Regions from separate parts of the Mus musculus genome. Here regions 1, 2, 4 and 5 are each linked to region 3. A link is a loop called in an ENCODE intact Hi-C map of the cell type or tissue named here. Cell type or tissue: heart. All regions are shown on one strand. Region 1 holds the start of Lrrc32 (leucine rich repeat containing 32). Region 2 overlaps Uvrag (UV radiation resistance associated gene). Region 3 overlaps Uvrag (UV radiation resistance associated gene). Region 4 overlaps Uvrag (UV radiation resistance associated gene). Region 5 holds the start of Wnt11 (wingless-type MMTV integration site family, member 11).

Region 1 (4,000 bases), 590 kb after region 3:
GGTGGTGGGTGTGTGTGGGGGGGAGGGGGATGGGGGATGGGGAAGGACTCTGCTTGGCTGCTCCCTCCTGGTCCAGAATGTTCCTGCTCAGGCTCCTGGGTGTTCTATCCCCCCTCCCGCTCTCATTTCTCATTTGCTTCATTCCTTAAGTATATGCTCACTAAATTTCTCCCAGGGAACAAGTGGCTGAATGATGTCACAAATTCAGCTGCAATAAGGACAAGTTAGGACCTGGGGTTAAGGTAGGGATGCCCAAAGGGACCCTGTCTCTCCTTCCTCTGCACATCCAGAAGAGACAGTCCCCACAGAATTATGGTGGAAAGAAGCACCCTGCTGTGCCCCATCTGCAGCAGTGAGAACTCAGCCCCCCAGGGACAACCAGAGGCATTCAAACCCAGGGCTCACTGTCAAGCCCCACCACTGGCTAGTGTGGTCCTCAGGGCAAATTCTTTATCTCTCCTTGCCTAGGTGATTCATCTGCAGGACACACCAGTTCCCATTCCAACACTGGCTATCCTTGCTTAGCATGGATCAGGTGGAGCATGACCAGGAAAGTACTGGGACCCTTCCATGTCCTTCCCTGATGGTTCAGATACCAACGATGCTGAGGATAGAGGTCCTGGCTCTGCAGGCAGGTAGCTGGATTCTGATTGGAGAGGTGTCAAAGAATATCTCTGTATGTGCTTGTATGTGTGTGTGCACATGCACGCGTGCTCGCGCGTGCATGACAGAGGGGGACAGACAGATAGTGGAGTCAAACCTATAATAAAAATAAGACTGCCCCTACTATGCAAGGAGGTTACAATTTTTCTAAGCCCTAGGTTGACTGCAGGTCTTTTAACTCTCACAACCACCAAGTGAGGTGATTACTATAATTCCCATTTACAGACTGGAGGACCGAGGCTTGGGAAGGCAAAGTGCCTGATCCTTAGCCCCTAGGTGTGCTGCAACTGGGACTCAGCCAGATCTATAGTCCCTTAGTGCTGGGTGGTCTCCACTAGTGCAGACCCCACGGGCACCCTGTGGATCTCTCTCCCAGACCACGAGATTCAGAGAAATGACTTACCCTAAGGCACTTGTACAGTAAATCGAAGAGTCGGTATCAGAATCCAGCCCCTGTGCCTCCAAAGCAACTGCCAAGACTTCCTTCCTAAGTTACTCAGGAGCCTACAGCCCCAGGCCCAGGAGTATACTGAGCGGTAGGGCTCTCAGTCTGTTATGACTACTGTCAAAGGGGGCCTGGGAGAGCAGCTTCAAGGCTCACAGTGCAGTGAATCACTCACTAGGGGCAGCCCGTTCTAGAGACATCCTACATCTCAGGGGAATCAGACCTTAACCCAAAGGAATGTGCTTGTGATGTGAAATGTCAGGGTGGAGGTGGGGTAGGGGGGTCCCTCCTATCTATCACACATAAAGAAGTCTCCCCAAAGAGTTCTGGGTATCCCCTCCAGATAATAGTGGTAGTGTGGAAAGCCCATGTCTGCCTGGGGCAGACCTGAATTCAAATCCTAATCTGCTTGCTTGGCTGTGTGCTCCTAGGCACACCCAGAGCTTCCTGCCTCGATTTTCCCAGCTGTCAAATGGGAACGCCTATCTGAGCCCTTCCTTAGGTAGATCTGCTAACACCCGGGTGCCGAGGGAGGGTCCGGCCCTAGCTCTCTAGGCACCGCCGCCGACCGCCGCCCCTACCTGGCTCAGCGCCGCCGCCGCCGCCTGACTCCTCCGCGCATCGTTCGCGCAACCCCGGGGGTCTGGCCCGCCGAGGCCGGACCGCTGCAGCGCCGCTCCAGCCGGCCGGGAGGGGGCGGCGCCCGCCTTTTAAATAGCACCGGCCGCCCGGCCACGCCCCCTGGGACTCTGAGCCGCGGGGTCCTAACACCGCCCTGCCAGCCGTGCGGACCTAGGAACCGAGCATCGCCTCTGCTCTGGAATCGCCCGGACCCAGCTAGGGCGGCGCTTGAAACCGAAAAACGACTGGAGGGAGAAGGATCACAAAAGAAGCTAGGCCGAGGCAGCCGCACGTGCAGCCGTGGGCCCGCGAGGTCTTGGGTGCAGGGAGCCGCAGGTCCGCGGAGGAAATCCTGGCGCCACCGCACCAAGGCAGGGGGCCACCCAGAGGTGACTGGCAACCACCGGCACGGAAGGAAGTGACCCTTCTTTGGCCCTGGGATGGCCCTGAGGGGGTCCCATCCACCCCCCCCCCCCCCCAGCTATCCTGCCTTTAAGTCATCTCCAAGCCTGTCAGTGTCCCCTGCTTACTGATAGAGAAGCTGAGGCTAGGAGTGGGATGAGGGAAAAGCCAGCTGGTTGAGACTTGTCAGGTCCCCACGGACATTTGGGGGACCTGAGGCTCTGATAGGTTAAACTGCATAATGACAGTCTCATAACTTACCCAAAGCCGCTGCCTTTACAAGGTACTTAGCCTCCTCAGACACTGGCACCGTGCCCTGCTGGGTCTAGACTGAAAGATGGGTGAAGAGTGTTGCTGCCGTCCTCCAGTCTCTAGTTCTGTATTCATAATGTTCTCCCTGGTGGTCACAGCGCCTAGAGGAGGGCCATCCACCCTATCTTAACAGCACCAAGCGGGGTGAGCCAGAGTAGGGCTGGGCTCTGAGCTGGGCCTTTCCTCCCATCTAGTCCACAGTGGTTGGATGGACCCATGCGGTGCGAACAACCCAGAGAGGACAGTCCCTGACAACTCCAGTCTAGAGCCCTGACCTAACCTAAGGTCAGGGAAAGGTTCACCAAGGAGGCATCCTCTGATGCTATAAGGAGTCAGAGCAGCAGAGTAGCCCAGCTTCCTGCCCCCACCCACCCTCGGGAGCTCTCAGGGTTGTGGCTCTCCCACCTCAGCCCTTGTGTGTACTATCTAGTCAGACTGAACTTCAGTTCCCCTCTCTGCCAAGTGTAGAATGGCAAGAGCCGCTCTTTTGGATGAAGTCGATGTAGGCCTGGGCCTGCACCCGATGGGTGTTAGAGACCGTTCCTCATCTGCTGCTTTAGGAGGACACCTTTTCCAGGTTGGAGTCCATGGGGTCATGTATCAATCGAGGAAGGGGCTTTGTGACTACTCTGTAGCGAGGGCAGAGCATGAACAAAGACTCAGGTAGGCTGGGGCTCTCCCTACCTGCTTCCCCATGATGGCCTGATGCTCTCTCACACCGTCAGAGTTGCCCTAGAACTTGGCTCAAGGTGGGGGCAGGGCAGGGCTGGTGCCATCACTACAGGATGAGCGGCCTGCTTCCCTTGTGCCCCCAGGGGCTGCGGTTGTGGTTAGGAAGCACATGGGGTTCTGTGCCCGGATGGGGCTCCCCAAGAGATAGGAGATAGAGGGGCAACCAAGCATGTCCTCCCCCAACTACAGAGGTCTCTTGGGACTGAGGACCAGGCGGAACTCTTTAGCCCCCACCCCCTACATCTCTGCTCTTGAACTGTCATGCTGTGTGACTTGGGGAAGGTTGCTTGACTTTTCTGACCTCCACTTGTTTCTGTAGAGCGAGACAAATGGTAAATCTACAGTTCCTCTGGCTGGGGAGACCACATAAGACAGACTGGGTTGAGAACCCAGTGAGGAGCCTGTCTCTCTTCCGCAGGCCCTGGGAAGCTGGGAAATAAAATTGTCCAGCATCCTCTCTTGTGGGCAGATGTGAGGCTGAGGAAGTAGAGCAAGGAGGGTGGCTGATCCAGAAGTGTAAAAGTACCCTCACCCCCTCCAGGAGGCAGAGCTCGAGTCTGCAGGGAGTGATGGATGTCAGAATCCAAGCAGGGTCTCATTTACAAGGCAGCCACGGACAGCACATTTTTCTAGGACCCACGGAGGGCATCTTTCCATCAGTTTCCTGCCACTGATGCTTCCATCTGCCAGAAACTGGATGTCTTCAACACAGTCCTCAGGTGACAGGTCAGACAGGGGACACAACTTTTCCTGGGTCCTTACTGGTTCCACCCTGACAGAGTGGCTCTCAGACACTCAGTCTTTCTCAAGACTCCCTGGGGGAAT
Region 2 (4,000 bases), 120 kb after region 3:
TGTAGGAATAGAAACCCTGACTAAGACAAATACAAATATATCTACACAAGTTCTATCATTGAACACTCCTGCTGCTACAAAGCATATACATTGTATAAACAAACACTAAGTGCCTGTATGATAGTGGTATTTAAGCTGATTGCCTTTTGGTCATCTCTGCTCTTCCACAGAGACTTGCTCACAGTGTTGTGGCTGATGTTTGTACTAACCTCTTCAGGATTTCTATTTCTTTGCAACATTGTCTTCTCTACTTTTTAAAAGCTTCCATGAGGCTAGACTCCATGTTTCTTAGGCCTATCTTCTCCTCCCTTTGACTGTGAGCACAGCCTTCATGTGGGTGGCTAGTTTTGCTCATAACTCATGCATTTTCATATGCCTTTTAGCTTCTGGATTGGTTTTAAATTTATAGTAGCGGGTCTCCATATTTTCTTTTGAGCTGAGACTGGTGTTAATAATGCCTAGAATGTTGAGTGCTACTCATATTAATAAGAACCTTTTAAAAAGACTTAGAAAAAGAATTAAGTCTTCCCATGATGCTTGTTAGTAACTCCCATTACTATAAATGATGGCTCCCACGTTCATGATGTGGAGAGTCTAGTGATGAAATATTAGAAGTGTTAACTGTACTTAGTTATAGGACCTCACTGTTGTAAGATGATTAAACACACCAATAAGCGACTGAAGCATTTTATTATTTTAATTTGTAGAAACGTAAGTTTGGTAAGCTAATGAGAAGTGGCAGAACTCTTGGAGTTTGATTGACACCTATATTTAAACTTTTTTAAATGTGTGGATGACACATCAATTCATTCAGGCAACTTCTCTTGCAAAATATTCCACAGGTGGTATATTTATTTTTGAGTGGATACTGCAGGATTTTGTCTAGCCTAACACATTTGGTACTAAAAGAAACCCTTTTAGAAGCCATCTCCTAGTACTGAGCCTGATGAATGATATCCATGTGAAAGATGCAAGAAGTGTTTTCTTATTTTGTGGCTTCTGCATAAACTGTAAAGAGAGAGAAATCCATCCATAAGTTGGTTAAGAAGAACTTGGTAAATAGCCTGTTATTTTTTCTCAGAGATTTGAGGGGGCGTTGGTCCTTTCTGAGAGGACAGAGGCTGCATCTCACCAAGTGCAGGAATCGGGTGCGGCCACATGGGCCAAGATGGCACCCTGGCCCATTGCCAGGCCCCGTGAAACCCACATGTTTACTGCCTTGCCCGAACATGCGCAGTGAAACTGCATGCATAAGCTGCCTTCCAAGTTAGATTGTGCCTTGTGATCCGGATCTGTCAGCCTATCTGTGACCGACCTGAGCTCATGGCCTGGAGCATGTGTGATTCTGATTGGATGAGGTGGTGTGGAGCTAGATGAGGTCAGTTGCCGCTACTGTATAAATACAGCCCTTGCCCTAAGTGAAAGGAGCCCCAAGTAAAGGAAGAAGCTGCGGAAGAAGGACTGCGTGAACCCGTCTTGGTGTCCATGTCGTTCTTGACTCTGCGGGTCGGAGACAGCGGCAACCAAGAGAAACTTTCCATCCCAAATTGTACCTCTTTGTAGACAGCAATGGGAGCGAAAATTATGATCATAAAGAAGAGTCTAAATCATAAGCTGCCCGGGATGTCACTCAGTGGTAGAGCACTTGCAAAGTCAGTGTAAGGTTCCTGTGGGTCCCCACAGTGGGTGCGAGAGCACCAGCCTCTCAGGCACTGACTCCAAAGGGGGCAGTCCTTTCGGAGAACCGAGGGGAAACCTACAGGCCACACTGAGATGAGGCGGGCCCAGCCACCTCTGTAAGATTAGAGCTGGGTCTGTGCCTTCCTATCAGAGCAGTGCTAACGACCCCGACCCTCTGCCTTTCTGCTTGTAGTGGGGAAGAAAGCTGCATCCCCGACTCTGAGTGCTGTGCTGTGGTGGTTTGAATAGGTATGGCCCCATAAACTCATGTGTTTAAATGCTTGTTCATAGGGAGTGGCACTGTTAGGAGGTGTGGCCTGGCTGGAGGAAGTGTGTCACTGTGGGAGCAGGGTTAGAAAGTCTCCTATTACTCAAACTACTGGCAGTGTGGCACATAGTCTCCTTCTGCTGCCTGCAGCTCAACTATCAGCTCCTTCAGGACGATGTCTGCCAGCACGCTGCCATGCTTCCCACCATGATAATAATGGACTGAACCTCTGGAACAGAGCCAGCTGCAATGAAATTTTTTTCTTTCTAACAGTTGCTCTGGCCATGGTATCTTCACAGCAGTGAAATCCTAACACGCACTGTATATCAATCACTGCAAAATACCAGGATGGTTCTCAACTGGGAGGTTCCTCACCCAGGGAGCAGCATGCTTCTAACCGAGGGCAAGGGTGCACACTGGCGCCATCTAGAGGACAGAGACCAGGCTTGCTGCCGCTATTCTAAGGACCAGGGCAGGCTCTCTGCTGTCCACAAACCACCAATTATCTGCTCCTGAGTGTCAGTGGTGTCGTGAGAAACGTTGTCGGGGAGTCAGGAGAGAGAGAGAGAGAGAGAGAGAGAGAGAGAGAGGGAGAGGGAGAGGGAGAGGGAGAGGGAGAGGGAGAGGGAGAGAGAGAGAGAGAGAGAGAGAGAGCATGCAATGGGTCAGATCAAAGAGAAAACCAAGACCAAGGTCTGTGGGACAAGAGCTGCAAAGCCGGAGAATCCATGCACTAAAGAAACAAAGATAATCGAAAGGATATGGAGGATTCTCAGAAGGAGGAGATAGCATCCATAAAACTCAGATCAAAGGTTATGAGCAAATGGAGAGCTGTGGGTGGATGACTCAAAAAGGCGGCCCTAGAAAGGAGCAATTACTGTAAAACTCAAGCAAGCTAATGGGCGGGCCAAATAGCCGCACCCACTCGTGTGCTGTGAGCCACTATGATTTGTTAATGCCGTTTCTAATATCGTCCTCTAAAACTGCTTAAATTTGAAGTCGTCCACTGCGGGGTGCTGAGCATCTATTTTCCTAATACATTATCGATGTGACCTGCCAGCAACCAAGAGCAGCTGTGGCCTGTGAGGCTGGGGTGTGTGATTAGCAAAGCCAGAGCTGCAGCAAGGGAGGTTTAGTGAACTGCAGGTCACAGCACAAGTGCTGAAGCGGAGGTAGAGGTATCGGAGAGAAAGACCGTAGCCGACGGCAGGCAAGATAAATGGCTGGGTGTGGCGGCACATGCCTGTAATCCCACCACTCTGGAGGCAGAGGCAGGAGGATTACCACAAGTTGTAGGTCAGGTTGGTCTTCATAGAAAACTCCAGGCTAGCTAGGAACAGAACAATAATGATATATGCATTAGTACAGCCCTAGGAAGTCTGGCCAGCAGTTACATCAAAGTGTATCAGGAATATGGTGCTCAAAACTAGCAGGGCATCTACATGTAATCTGAAATGTATAGGAGAGAACTCTGCTTTCTGTGTATGAGTTAATGAATGAAAATGTCAGCACTGAGCCGGGCGTGGTGGCGCACGCCTTTAATCCTAGCACTTGGGAGGCAGAGGCAGGTGGATTTCTGAGTTCGAGGCCAGCCTGGTCTACAGAGTGAGTTCCAGGACAGCCAGAGCTATACAGAGAAACCCTGTCTCAAAAAAACAAAAAAAGAAAAGAAAATGTCAGCACTGAAGTAGGAAAGGGGGGAGAGGGAGGACAAACAGTAAAGGCCATGAAGGCTCAGTCAGAAGGTACTAAGTTAATCAGATTTTAGTAGCGACAGAATCAATATGAATGTGTAGTATAAAGGGTTTGTTATAGAAACAGCCTTGTGCAGTAGTGGGAAGAGCCGGAGGAGTAGAACGTCAAAAGGGGGAGTCCGAAGACCAGAGAAACGCCCCTAACCAGCCATGATGAAAATCTGGTGCAGGTGGTCAGTTCAGGACAGGATTTGGAAAGTGAGGTACATCTGTCCAGCTGCTGAGTGGATCCCCAAATTATAGGTGGAGACCACAGAAATCTGCTGCCGTCACATCTGCTAATGGGGCAGGAGCTGCT
Region 3 (4,000 bases):
TCAGTCCTTGAAGTGGTGCTGCCCACAATGGGCAGTGGATATTTTCATCCTCAGCTAAGTCTCTGGAAACACTGTCGCAGGCAAGTCCAGTCCAGTGACAGTGATTGATCCCACAGTGAGTTTATGTGTTATAAGAGATCAAATCAGGTGGTGGCAGTGCACTTGAGAGGCAGAGGCAGGAGCATCTCTGAGTTTGAGGCCAGCCTTGTCTAGGGCAAGTTCCAGGATAGCTAGGGTTGCACAAAGAAACAACAACAACAACAACAACAACAAAACAAATAAACAAAATCAAAGTAGACTATTGTTACTCAGAATGTGCTCTTCCCACTCTGACCAGTCTGCCTTCAGTTTGTGGGTGTGCTGAGGAGAAACTTTTACAAAATTTTATAAAATTTTTTATTATCATTGTGACATTTTTAAGGGATGCTCTTTGAAAGTATCAGATCTCAGTGGCTGGAATGAAGAACTTCAGCAATGGCTGCTTCCCCAGAGGGGTTGAAATGTCACAGAAGTGATGTGTGGTGTCGATTGAGATTGTCTGTTTGACAGGAGGTTACAGATATTAAACAGCTGTAGGATTTAGTAGAAAAACTTGAATTCTAGTCAGCCATGGTGGCAAATAGAGGCAAGGAGATTAAGAAGGAGTTCAAAGTTAGCCTCTGCTACATAGAAAGTTTGAGGCCAGCCTGAGCTACATGACACTCTCTATCTAAAAACAAAAAATAAAGCACACCTATGTGTACATGTTCAGAATTAAAGAATTCCTGGTAATTGCTAGAGGTTTCTGATTAGCGAAGGGAAATAGAGGGCTGGAAAGACTTAAGGAAAAAAAAACGCTTTGTCCACATGGTTTCACATGGTAGTGTTAAATGTGATGGAGTGAGACGGCAGCAGTGTGTCCACATTTGTGGCCCAGGTAGTTGTGAGTGACGGTGAGACGTTTAATCTTGAAGGTTACAGGGCTTTGAGAACGGCACATTTCTAAGAACATGAATTCTGGACCAGAGTTTCTAGAGTCCTGGTGCAGCCTTTGCTGTCTGCCACAGCATTGTCCACTCTACCTTCCAGTGTGGTGTGCACAACTCACTGTGTGTGTGCGTAGGGGGAAGTCTTTGAAAAGCACACACCAGGACTCGTGATCCAGTGTTCAGTCCCTTGCTTAATCGTCTGCTGGCATCATTGAGGACTCCTTTATTCTAATTAACTTGGTGTAATAAAATTTCATATTAATTTTATGTAATACAGTTTCATTGACTTGGCAAGTGTGTCTTTGAGTGACTTAAATCTTTATCTACTCTCCCCTTCATCTCTGTTCACTACCCCAGCATTGAGCACCTACTGCATACCTATTAAACTAAGAATGGTGAGACTAAAGAATGTAAAATACAGAAGAACAGTCATTTTGTCTGTGTGTGTGTGTGTTAAAGAGGAAAGGCAGTATGTATGTATTCCAGACCACGGTCTTCACTGAGTTGATTAAAAGGTTATCTTGGATGGTGAGTTGCATGGGTTCTGCAGTGATGTAGGTGAACTTTGAACAAACGTTGGAGACCCCAGAGACACTGGTAGCTTGAGGGCTGTGCCTGGGGGAATGGCTGCTGGATGGGATCAGGAGGTTGGGAGATAAAATCGGCTTTGCAGTCTGCTTACAGCCTTTCAGGACTTTTCCTGTAACGTGTGCAGGTCGGCTCCCTGGCCTGGGTTTCTTTTTGGCAACCGCTCTTCTGGGAGGCTGCTGGCTGCCATCTTGGGTAACTGGGAAGTCAATAAGAAACACCAGCTTCAGAGTCAGGCTGCTCTGGATTTCACCTTGAGTTGACTGCTGCTTACTGAGGGGGCCCTGGGAAAACTGGCTCTGTTTCTCATGCGTAAGTGCAGGAAACCAACTGTACCTCAGCCCTCAGCTGGCTGGGGTTAAATTAAACATGAGAGTTGTGTATATGAGGAGGCTGGCATGTATGCAGAGTTCAGCAACCAATGGGAATGATGCTCACTAGGTAGGATCTGAACCCCACAGAGAGTGTGCACACCTCGAGTGCTCACCACTGTACTGGCACGGTGCTCCCAGCCCAGGCCTGCCATGCTTGGGCAGAGAATGCTGGTGTAGCAGCTTTGTTTAGGACTATCATAGCTTGGGAATTAAAATTTTGAGAGGGAGGTATCTCCTTCAGTCTAACTCTCCTGTCTTAACCTTGTGGTATTTAGTTTTATACAACTTACCCTGGTGGGACACTTAAATTATCTGACAGATTGTAAAAAATTTAGACTGCAGAATTTTCTTTTCATGCCAAAAACTGCAAAAGCAATGTCCAGAGGGATCCAGTAGGTGGCGCTGCTTTCTCACTTTAGTGAAAAGAAAATTGGACCAGGAATGGAATTCAAGTCAAAATGTTCAACATTTTTCAAATGAAAGAAACAGATTGAAATCACAACTTGCTGAGTTTCACACATGTAATCACGTAAATGGTCATCTCGAGTAGATGGTGAGGCTGACAATGGCTGAGGGACAGAGGGACGAGAGCAAGCTTCCCATCTGTTTTGAGTCCTGGTCCTACACCTTTGAAATGTAGGTGCTCTGACTTACAGCCCAGCTTTGGACAATGCTTATTAACCAATCACTTAGCCTCTTAGTGTTAGCTGCCGCATCTTGAAAGTCAAGAAATTCTAGTTTGCTCCAGGGAGCCAGGCATGGCTGCATGCACCTGTGGTCTCAGAAGTTGAGAGGCCAAGGCAGGAGGTACTCAAACTCAAAGCCAACATGGGCTTCATCATAAGATCTTGCCTTAAAAAAAGAAAAAAAGGAAAAAAAAAGCATGAACTATTGGAATTTTCTAGCCCAGTGCCTCCATTTCATAAATAAAGAAACGGAGGCTCAGGAGCCTTCTGGCCTCTCAGGCTTGCATGTAAGTTAGTGCCATGCTGTAGATGATAGCTGAGCACAGCTGTAATTACATATGATCAGCACAGCTGTAGATAGTGTACTAGAACCACTGTATACGTCAGCCTGTAAGGACTTCTCTGAGTAATCTCAGCCCATCTTTACAGCAGTCACAGAGAAGGCAGGGCAGGGCAGGTCTGCTTCGGGCTATGTGCATTTGAAACACAGAGGTCAGCTGACTTTCTATACCTGTGACTCACCCATCTCTATGCAGGATTGACGCTTGTGTTCTTCACTTTAGAAGCCTCTGGACAGACAGACAGACCACCGTGGGCAACCGGGCCAGCTTGTTATAATCTTTTGGAGGGTCTGTCCCCCTTTTTAGGGTACACAACAATCCTAATGCCTGTCTCTGATGCCAGGGTCAGGCGCCTGCGCCTGCCAGGGATGCAGTAGGGAGCCGCCATGGGAAGGAAGAGCGGGCTGTGTGCTAGGATGAGGGCATGGTGGACATGGGAATCAGAGCGCGGCTCTACCTCCCTTTAGACTCCTTTCTTCATTCTGCTCTGTAACCTGGGGAAAGGTAGCGGCTATCCTTTTTACCTTTCCATTTCTTTTGGGGATTTCTAAAGTGCTGTATTTCCTTAGCTGTGAGGGGTGCTGGTGGTATCTTCTTTGCCTTACAGTCACTGAAGTAGACAGGGGTGGGGTGAGGTGTGAGGGGTGGCGCAGAACCTGGAAAAGTGAAGAGGTTTTATTTAATTGCCCTTCTAAGACTGACTGAGAGGTTGGACAGTGGCTGTTCGCTCTTGGTCATCCTGCACTGGGTCTAGCTTGATGGCAGAGAGCATCCTGCCCTGTAGTACACAGCAGAGCACTTAGAAGTTAGGATTTTTTAAGTTCAGCCTGTCTTTGATTGACACCGAGCTGGGCAGTAGATCATTTCTGCTCAGACTTTTAAACAGTTGGAAAACCTTTTCTTTTTTGTGAATATAAATGTTTTACCTGTATGTATGTAAGTGTACCACTTGGAATTTGAGTTATAGATGGTTATGAGCTACTGTGTGGGGGCTGGGAATTGAACCTGGTCTTCTGAAAGAGCAGTAAGATGCTCTCAGCTGC
Region 4 (4,000 bases), 180 kb after region 3:
CATATTGGTAGCTTCTACATTCTTATTATTAAAAATCCATTTACTTAAAAACCTTTCTGTATGTGTCCTGAGAGAGCCGAGGGCTCGATCGTGGTTCACAGCTCAAAACTGAGGCTTACGGTTGACTTGACCAAATCACATGACAGCCACAGAGGACAGTTCTTGTCACATGCGTGCTAATGTCTCCTCTGTGCCTTCCCTGCCTCTACATCCCTCTGATACTGGGCACCATTGTCCTGACACCTGTTACCTTCCTGAGGGCACCCCCAAAGTCAAATCCAGAGTCTTGTAGAATGATACATGGCAAGGCTGGCAGTGTTCTGAGGGAAGCTTACCCAGGTACCTCATAAGCTTTGTAAAACCCATGAGAACTGGAATGCTGGAATCCGGCCTCTGTTCAGTCCCTGCTCTGTAGCTAAGAAGCAGGAAGAGAACCCAGGGTGCAGAGCGTACTCGCCTGCAGTCTTTGTCTTCCGTGAACACTTGACAAAAACATGATTTCAAAGCCCTCTGTTGTGCTTTATAAAGGAAATTTTTATTCTAAATTTTACTTTTTCTGCCCAATTTAAAGCATAAATTCACCATTACCTTCATGCAAGAGAATGTGATACAGCAGAGAAAGAACCCAGCTTGGGGGTCAAAAGGCATGGATGTCAGTTTCTGCTGTATCACTTAAATTTCATAAATTATTTTTTAAATATCAAGTTATTTTTATTGATATTAATAGAACCAGTCCTGTTTCCCAAGCATAGATATGTAGAACAAATGAGATATATCTGCCAAAGGGGTTATAAACCAAAAAGAACTATATAAAACCATAAATTGGGCTAGAGAGATGGCTCAGGAGTGAAGAGGGTTTGCCACTCTTCCAAAAGTCCCAAGCAAAGCTGCCAGCACCTAAACTGGGCAACTCACAGGTGTCAGTTAACTCCAGCCAACTCCAGGGGGGGTCCGATGCCCTCTTCTGGCCTCTGTAGGTACTGCACTCACTTATGCACATATACACAGAATTAAATCTTAAAAAACAATGGAGTAAAAAAAAATTTTTTTAAACCCAATGGAGTAAATTTTCATGCATTTAACAACTCAAGTTTCTCCTATGCATCTTGTGCAGTGCAAGAGATGAAGGAGATTTTAAAAACAAAGTTCATGCTGTCTGGGCCTAGTTCACATTGGTTTAGCTTCTAGTCTGAAGTAGCTGTGACAGATTGAATGTTTTGAAGGGCATGCCTTGCAGGACATTCTCACACAGTAATCTCTCACAGTAGCTGTGACTCGGTAGGTAAGGGGCTCTTCTCTTCACTGGCAGACTCTCCAGACCCTTGCTGCACATGCTCTGCATCCTCCCTGCTCCTCATCTTCCCTGCTCCTCATCCTCCCTGCTCCTCATCCTCCCTGCTCCTCATCCTCCCTGCTCCTCATCCTCCCTGCTCCCACATGCTACAGTCTTCTTTTCCTTTACAAAGAAAGAGAATCGAGCTCAACAGCTTTAAGTAGAAATAGTAGGAAAAGGTCCTTACCCAAGAACTCTGGAACTTAGGGTGGGCATTTGTTTGTTGTTTGATACAGGTCTGGTGTAGCCAAAGCCGGCCTTAAACTCTTGGCCCCCCGCCTCCCACTCAAGGGCTGGGATGACAGGTTGGCACACATAGGCTCAGCTGTTTCAGTAAACGTCTGTCTACAGTAAGCAACAGTGCATTCAAAATCACCACTACGCAACAGCAGTCAGAGCTTGGAAGTCCTCCCATCTTACAGACATCTTCCCTCATCCTTTCCCTTAGTCATGCCTGTGCCAGATTCAGAGCAGGGGCTCTGGCAGGTGACCTCCAAGGGACTTAAAACCACAGCTAGCTGATGATAGTCTTTAAATTTAGATCAAGTGACATTGTCTTTGAAGTCTCAAGAGTACTACTTAAGTGTCACACGGCCTGCTTTTGAGAGTATGGCTCTTGGGCTGGCATCCTAATACAAAGGGTGGAGCCCTGTGGAAAGGTAATGAGAGAGGAAGTTTTACTGGAGTTCTTTACTCTTGAGATAGCCTTGATGGGCCATCTCCCTACCCCTGGACTGGAACACACAAGGCATATGGGCATCTGTGGGACTTTAAAAGACCTTGGGGGGGGGGGTTGGGGAGACAGGCTCCTTCCATAACTCATTCCAGAGTTTAAACACCCTCACTTCAGGAAATTCTTCCCTATATTTAACTCACAGCCCCCCTCCTGCGGTTAACACCCATTTCCGCTTTCTTCTGTCTTCAGTCAGGATGGAGAACAGCTGTCCAGCATCCTCTGTGCGCAGACCTCTGCCAGTGACAGTTTTTTGTTCACTGGGGCTGCCTTCTCCTCCGCCTGCAAGTCTGATCCAGATTGAAGATGTTTGCTTTGCATGTTTATGTCTAATTTCTGTTTGCTCCTCCTGATTATAAAGTAATATCTACTCAATAAAATGTAGACGGTATGAAAAGTAGCCACCAAATACTGAGATGGGAACACTGTCAGGACAGCCAGTTGTCAAGGCCCCTGTGTCTGTGTCAGGCCTGAGTAACCAGCATGAGCAGCAAAGGCAAGCAGCAGTTTTCTGGCAGCTGCATTTTATCAGGCGAAAGGAAACAGGTAAGTTCATTTTTAATAACATATTTGATTTAACTCAAGTAAGATGCAAATTATCTAGCTAAGATAATACCAACATATACTCACTACTTTAAAATTATTTTTTTAAGATTTCTTTATTTACATGGCTGTATGCATACTTATGTGCACCACATGTCCTGGTTCCTGCAGAGAGGCCAGAAGAGGGCAATGGGTCCCCTGCAACTGGAGTTGAGGTGTTCTAAGCGGCCATGTAAATACTAGGAACCAAACCCAGTCCTCTGAAAGGGCAACAAGTGCTCTTAACCACTGAGTCTTTGCTCTAGACCCTTACAATGACTAATACAATATTTTAGCTTCCTTTACATCTAGCATGTCTTAGGATTGCCATATCTCAAATCGGAACAGCCGTATTGAAAGCCCCAGGTACACGGTACTGTATGCACCGTGAGCTCCATACAGAGATAAATCGCAAAGTGGAAAGTTGAAGCTCAAGCAGAATGCCAGGGACCCCACGTACGCTTTGCTTTATATATAAGGCCTGGATACACACAGGTTGCATGTTATTCAGTCTTAAACGCCCTTCCTTCTCTAGCTTTCTGTCCTCCAGAGAGAGAGAGAGAGGGAGGGAGAGGGAGAGGGAGAGAGAGAGAGAGAGAGAGAGAGAGAGAGAGAGAGAGAGAGAGAGAATGAATATCTCCATGCTCTCACTCACATGTTCTCCTTCCCTCCCTTCTTTCCCTGATTAACGTCCTCCACGGTGCCCATTAGATAGAGCCTCTTCTGCAGAGCGTCCAGCTAGCTCCCTTCTCACTGTAAGGTGCATAGCACACACTGAGGTGTTATGGCTACAGGAAACCTGGTAATGATAGGGACCTTCTTTATGCATCTCTTTATTCCAGAGCCTCACAGGCTAAGTAGCAGATACAGGTTCCAAGATGTGCACCAGTGCAAAGCTGGGTGACAGAAGTCCTGCAGTCGGGGTGTGGCCAAGAGATTGCTCAGATGGGCATGGTCAGAGGAGCTTCCGAGAAAGAAGTGGCACTTGGGTCCGGTTTTTGAGGGTAGTTATGTTTAACTGAATGGGAAGAGAATTCACAGAAAAGTCACTTGAAAGGTCACTATTTTTCAGGTGGCCTCTATCACATGCTAACAAGGACTAGCAGATAGCTGACTCCAGGGTTCATAATTACAGTAGATTTCAAGAAGGCTTACTGATAAGCTCTTTGCTAACCCAACCCCAAAATGACCACTGATCATTAATCCCTGGGTTTAAGCTCAGCTTAGAATACAGCTCCTAGCTTGTGAGCTTGTGGGTTTCTGCTGAGAGCCTTCTCTGTGCTGCTGTACAGCAGCTCTCCAGTGAGAGAGTACCTGAGGTATGTATCCGTGCAGCCAACCAGAGGTTACCA
Region 5 (4,000 bases), 240 kb after region 3:
TGTAACCCTCATGGGTGACCCAACCAGGCTGCCCTCCTCCGAGCCCCGGAGCCTCCACTCTTACAACCCCTGGAAAGTTATTTACAGCCCGGGCTTATCTCTCCCAGCCCAGGGACAGATCCTTCAGGAAGGGGCTGCCTTTCCCCATATCCCACTCCTTTCACACTGCCTACGGCAGCCACCACAGGAGGAACTAGCACTGCACGAGGAAACCAGGAAAATTGCCCCCAGCGACCATTTATCCTTCCAGGACATCCCTTAGCTTCGGACCTTCAGCAGCTCTTTAGGGAGTCTCCAATCAGATCCCAAGGAGCCGGTACTAACTATCCTTCTGACAGACCGAGTACTCGGAGGCCCCAGAAGGTGACACTTCCCCCAAGGTCCCCAGGTGGAAGGGGTCAAAACTCTCTTAGCAGACCTCCTGGAGGCTGACAGGCCATGATCCCGAACTGGACCCTGTGTCCTGAACTGAGCAGACTCTCTCTGAGTTGTGCCACTTGGAGAGGATGTTTCCCTAGTCCCTCACTGGCCTTTGAGCAACCCTGGCCTGGATGAGAAAATCCGCTCACCCACTTCGCAAGCCCGCGGAGGGTAAGAACAGCATATCACAGAAGAAGTCGCCGAGCTAAGAACGGCTCGCCCACGACGCCCAAGCCAACTTAGCCTCGCAGATTTTGGTGGGCTCACCCAACCTCTCCAGCTTCTCGCCCAATGGCCCATTGGAGTGAAAACGGAGTCCTACTTACAGCCACTTGATGCCATAGCACACGCCGGTGTGGAGCGCCAAGGCAAAGAGCAGAGCCTCGCAGACCTGCGGCCGCGCCCTCATCGTCGCGCGCGCCCGGCGCTCCCGGGGGTCGCACCCTGCAGGAGCCGCACCGAACTCCGCCGCCTGCAGGCCACCGCTGCTGTTCCTGCGCGCACGCCGCCTGCAATCACGGAGAACAGGGCGGCGGGTTAAGGCGGCGCGCGGGCTGGGAGGCGTTTTATTCAAATTACAAAGGAGGGGTCGGGCCGGGGAGGCTGAGCGAGGAAGGAGTCCGCTCTCTCCCCGAACCGCCCGAGACCCGCCGGCGTCAGGCTCGGATTAGGTGAGACCCTAGCGCGGCCGAGGGCGTGTCGCCCAGGGCAGATCAGGGTTGAGCGGCCCAGGAAGGACAGGGTGAAGCAGATAGGAGGTTCTCGGGAGACCCAGCAGAGAGTCTGGAGAGGACCGCAAGGAGGAGACCCCACCACCAGCAGCAGCGCGAAAACCAACTGACGTAGCGACCGCAAGGAGAGGAACTGATCCGGAATATGATTTAGGCTCCTATACTAATCCACGATATCGATTATTAGTTATTGCAGCTTTAATGAGTCTACAGTTTATTCATCTGCGAATGGGGTGATCTGAGCAGAATTCTCCTTTTACAGAGAACAGTCTCCCAGTGTAGCCAGCCATCTTTACTCCTCTCAGACCTGTGATGGGTATTGTCACTCCATCCATCTCAGATGAGGAAACCGAGGCCCAGAGATGTGGAAACATCTGTTCAGTTAGTTGTTAGGCTGTTCAGTTAGTGAGCACCCGTCTGGTGCTGGGCTGTTGAGCTATTTTGTCTACCTGTGCCGGGTAAGCTAAGGGCAGGGAGAACACAGAAGACGGTGCTATTTCTGGGCACCTACTTTCCAGTAAGGGAAGGGGAAACTGCAAAAATGGGGTGGAGGTGGGTGCTCTTTACACACTGAGGCATCTCCAGCGCCTGAAGAGCTACTTCAGACTTGCCACTTCAGTGCCTCGGTCCGGACGAGGCAGCGCCAAAGCTCCCTAGCAGAGCAGGGAAGCTCCAGGCCTGCAAGAGGTTGATTCTGGGACCGCCAGGCGGCGAGCTAGGGCCGCGGAGGAGCCGCCACCCCGCCCGCTTGCAGCCTGCGGAGCTGCTTTCTGAGGCTTGACTCCCTTCTCATCATTCTCACCTCATTAACTCCCTTCCAGGCTTCTCCCAAATTTACCAACACCTGGCATTCGCCCCGAGTCATACACAGCCCCTCTCCTCTCTGGAGCAGCAAGGACAAAGGGATTCCTTCCAAAAGGGTCTACAGAGTCTGAGGAAGGAGGTGCCAGACTTGGGGGGGGGGGGGTCTCTGGAACAGGGAAGAGCGGTTCTCATCTGGCTCTGTGAGTTTGGGCAATTCCTCAACCACCCCAGCCTAAGTTTTCCCTTTTATTAAAAAGCAAAGACCTGGACTCCAGCTTTCTGATCTTCGTCTGATCTTCTCTCTGTATCCGCTATTATTATACATACCTGTGTAGCCTATGCACGCCTGTGTGTTTCAAATGTACAGGCTTGAACACACACACACACACACACACACACACACACACACGTTTGAAACGTCATAGTTTTCTGGGGCCTTCTGGCAGAATCCAGAGGAATTCAAGCAGAAAACCTTGAATTACCCCCCCCCCTTCACAGAGTCCCCCAAGTCTGAAATGCTTGGCACAAACACGACTCCAAGCTGGGGTCTCAACGGGATTTTTGGTGCAGTCCGAATCTTCCTCTTACCTCTTCCGTATCCAGATCTTTCCCTCCCTGTTGGAAGTTTGCACACTTCCCCCAAATCAGAAAAATGTCTGCAGGATCAGATCGCAGAGGAGGGGGGGGGCCTCAAAACACCAGTCATTGTCTCTTTGTTCCCACTTAAAGTGTGGGATCCCCGAAGGCACCCAGAGTTTCTAAGTGGGAAGGGATCGCTAAGTCGCAGAAGGAATCTCAAGGACTTACACCGGGGTATCAATATACGACTCCCAGTGAGAGGAAGGGTGGCCCAAACCGCACAGCAGTCGGTCGGGGACCCAGGCCTCCAGCTATTCCCTGCTCTTCCCAGCAGCTCCAGAGGCCCTAGACTTCTCCTTCCGTCACCCCGGCGCGTTGCTTAAAAGGCACCTTGGTCTCTGGGTACTGATATTATTCTCGTCCTACCTAAGAAGGTCCAGGACAGCCTTGGGAGCCGCTGTGTCACCCTCACCTTGCGCCCAGAGGGTCAGAGCGCATTCGTCGCTCGAAGTCCCCGGTCCGCCAGGGGGAGCTAAGCCTGGGTTCAAAGAAATATCTGCCCCGGCCTCACACAGTGGGACTTCGGGCTCTACTGTTCGCGTCTTGGATGAAGCGCAGAGTGACTTCCCTCTTGGCCTTGGTTATCCCTTAAGACTTGTTTTCGTTATCCCTGAACTAACTACGCAACCTCTTGCTTCAGACTGGGCGCCCAGCCTGCAATGGGAACAGTCTCATAGTGGGCCCGCGGGAAAAAAAAAAAGCAGTGCTTATAGAGAAAGAGAGAGCAAATCTTTCTTCCTCTCCTTGGACACTTAGTCTAAGCTACCCAGCTTGCAGCAGTCTGAAGAATGAGCCTCCCAGAGCTGTGCAAACGTCGGACACTACGGACACTGTGGCCCAGCCACGGGCCGCCAACAGGTGATCTTAAGGCTTGGAGCCTTGGAGAGCTTTAGAAACTTTACTTTAGATAACCTTCCCGCTCAGGCTAACCGGCGAGGATTGGCCGAGCCTCTCCCACCCCCGGTGTGCTATGCTGGCTCCAGCTTTGGTGCTGTGCGCCGGGACAATGTCCGCAATTGACCGACTATAATGACCAAATGGGCTGCTCCAAGAGGCTGGCCGCGCAGCACTCAAAACAAAAAGGGTGCGACAGGGACGCCGAGCGACAGCTTCAAGGTTACCTGCGAGGTTGCGTGAGACCTGACTTTAAGCTCAGCGGAGAGGCTGTCAGGATCTTCTATGTTGTTCCAGGTCACCGCGGAGACGCAGTGTTTGAAAAGTGGATAGGGAGAGTGCGGAACTCCTGCCACCCGCTGGAGCGGAATCCTGTGTTCCCAAAGACTGTAAGGGACACGGAGGCAATTCAGTGCCACGGGTGGAAGGTACCGGGCTGGTGGATGTAAGCCAGATGTTCGGAGCGCTCCAGATGTGTCACAGGGCGGGGGCAGGACTCTCCTCCCTATCCC

The links. Hi-C counts contacts between places; a loop is a spot of excess contacts. Peaks named below come from ENCODE experiments on the same cell type or tissue, not always from the same donor. Only the 100,000 strongest peaks of a DNase experiment are listed, where the experiment ranks them.
Region 1: a loop joins it to region 3, with 2.4 times the contacts of the local background. A loop is called at or near these places in 6 of 42 quality-filtered maps.
Region 2: a loop joins it to region 3, with 5 times the contacts of the local background. A loop is called at or near these places in 17 of 42 quality-filtered maps.
Region 4: it touches region 3 in a loop (2.2-fold over the local background); 8 of 42 quality-filtered maps call a loop at or near these places.
Region 5: it touches region 3 in a loop (5-fold over the local background); 16 of 42 quality-filtered maps call a loop at or near these places.

What each region holds. Positions count from the first base shown.
Region 1 is chr7:98,487,787-98,491,786 of GRCm38, reverse strand. Lrrc32 (leucine rich repeat containing 32) reads right to left here and starts at 1,796. Exons shown (of 3, transcript NM_001113379.2): 1 at 1,690-1,796. In heart, a CTCF peak has its summit at 1,788 (motif pointing right); DNase peaks (open chromatin) are centred at 1,256, 1,816, 2,436, 3,106 and 2 weaker places; H3K4me3 peaks cover 1,665 bases; H3K27ac peaks cover 1,807 bases; H3K27me3 peaks cover 1,226 bases.
Region 2 is chr7:98,961,087-98,965,086 of GRCm38, reverse strand. The region is part of intron 12 of Uvrag (UV radiation resistance associated gene); the gene reads left to right. Among named protein-coding and RNA genes, the nearest start is that of Gm33827, 86 kb to the right of the region's middle. In heart, a CTCF peak has its summit at 2,377 (motif pointing left); a DNase peak (open chromatin) is centred at 2,366; H3K27ac peaks cover 999 bases.
Region 3 is chr7:99,078,049-99,082,048 of GRCm38, reverse strand. The region is part of intron 5 of Uvrag (UV radiation resistance associated gene); the gene reads left to right. Among named protein-coding and RNA genes, the nearest start is that of Uvrag, 61 kb to the left of the region's middle. In heart, a CTCF peak has its summit at 2,314 (motif pointing right); no DNase peak of the experiment used is centred here.
Region 4 is chr7:98,898,262-98,902,261 of GRCm38, reverse strand. All of the region lies in intron 14 of Uvrag (UV radiation resistance associated gene), which reads left to right. It also overlaps Gm8149. Among named protein-coding and RNA genes, the nearest start is that of Gm33827, 24 kb to the right of the region's middle. In heart, a CTCF peak has its summit at 964 (motif pointing left); a DNase peak (open chromatin) is centred at 2,271; H3K27ac peaks cover 907 bases.
Region 5 is chr7:98,835,937-98,839,936 of GRCm38, reverse strand. Wnt11 (wingless-type MMTV integration site family, member 11) reads right to left here and starts at 1,092. Exons shown (of 5, transcript NM_009519.2): 1 at 747-1,092. The coding sequence starts at 829. Gm33770 (a long non-coding RNA gene) reads left to right here and starts at 3,842. Exons shown (of 3, transcript XR_378356.3): 1 at 3,842-4,000. In heart, CTCF peaks have their summits at 896 (motif pointing left), 1,851, 2,841 and 3,057 (motif pointing right); DNase peaks (open chromatin) are centred at 986, 1,866 and 3,186; H3K4me3 peaks cover 4,000 bases; H3K27ac peaks cover 2,706 bases; H3K27me3 peaks cover 684 bases.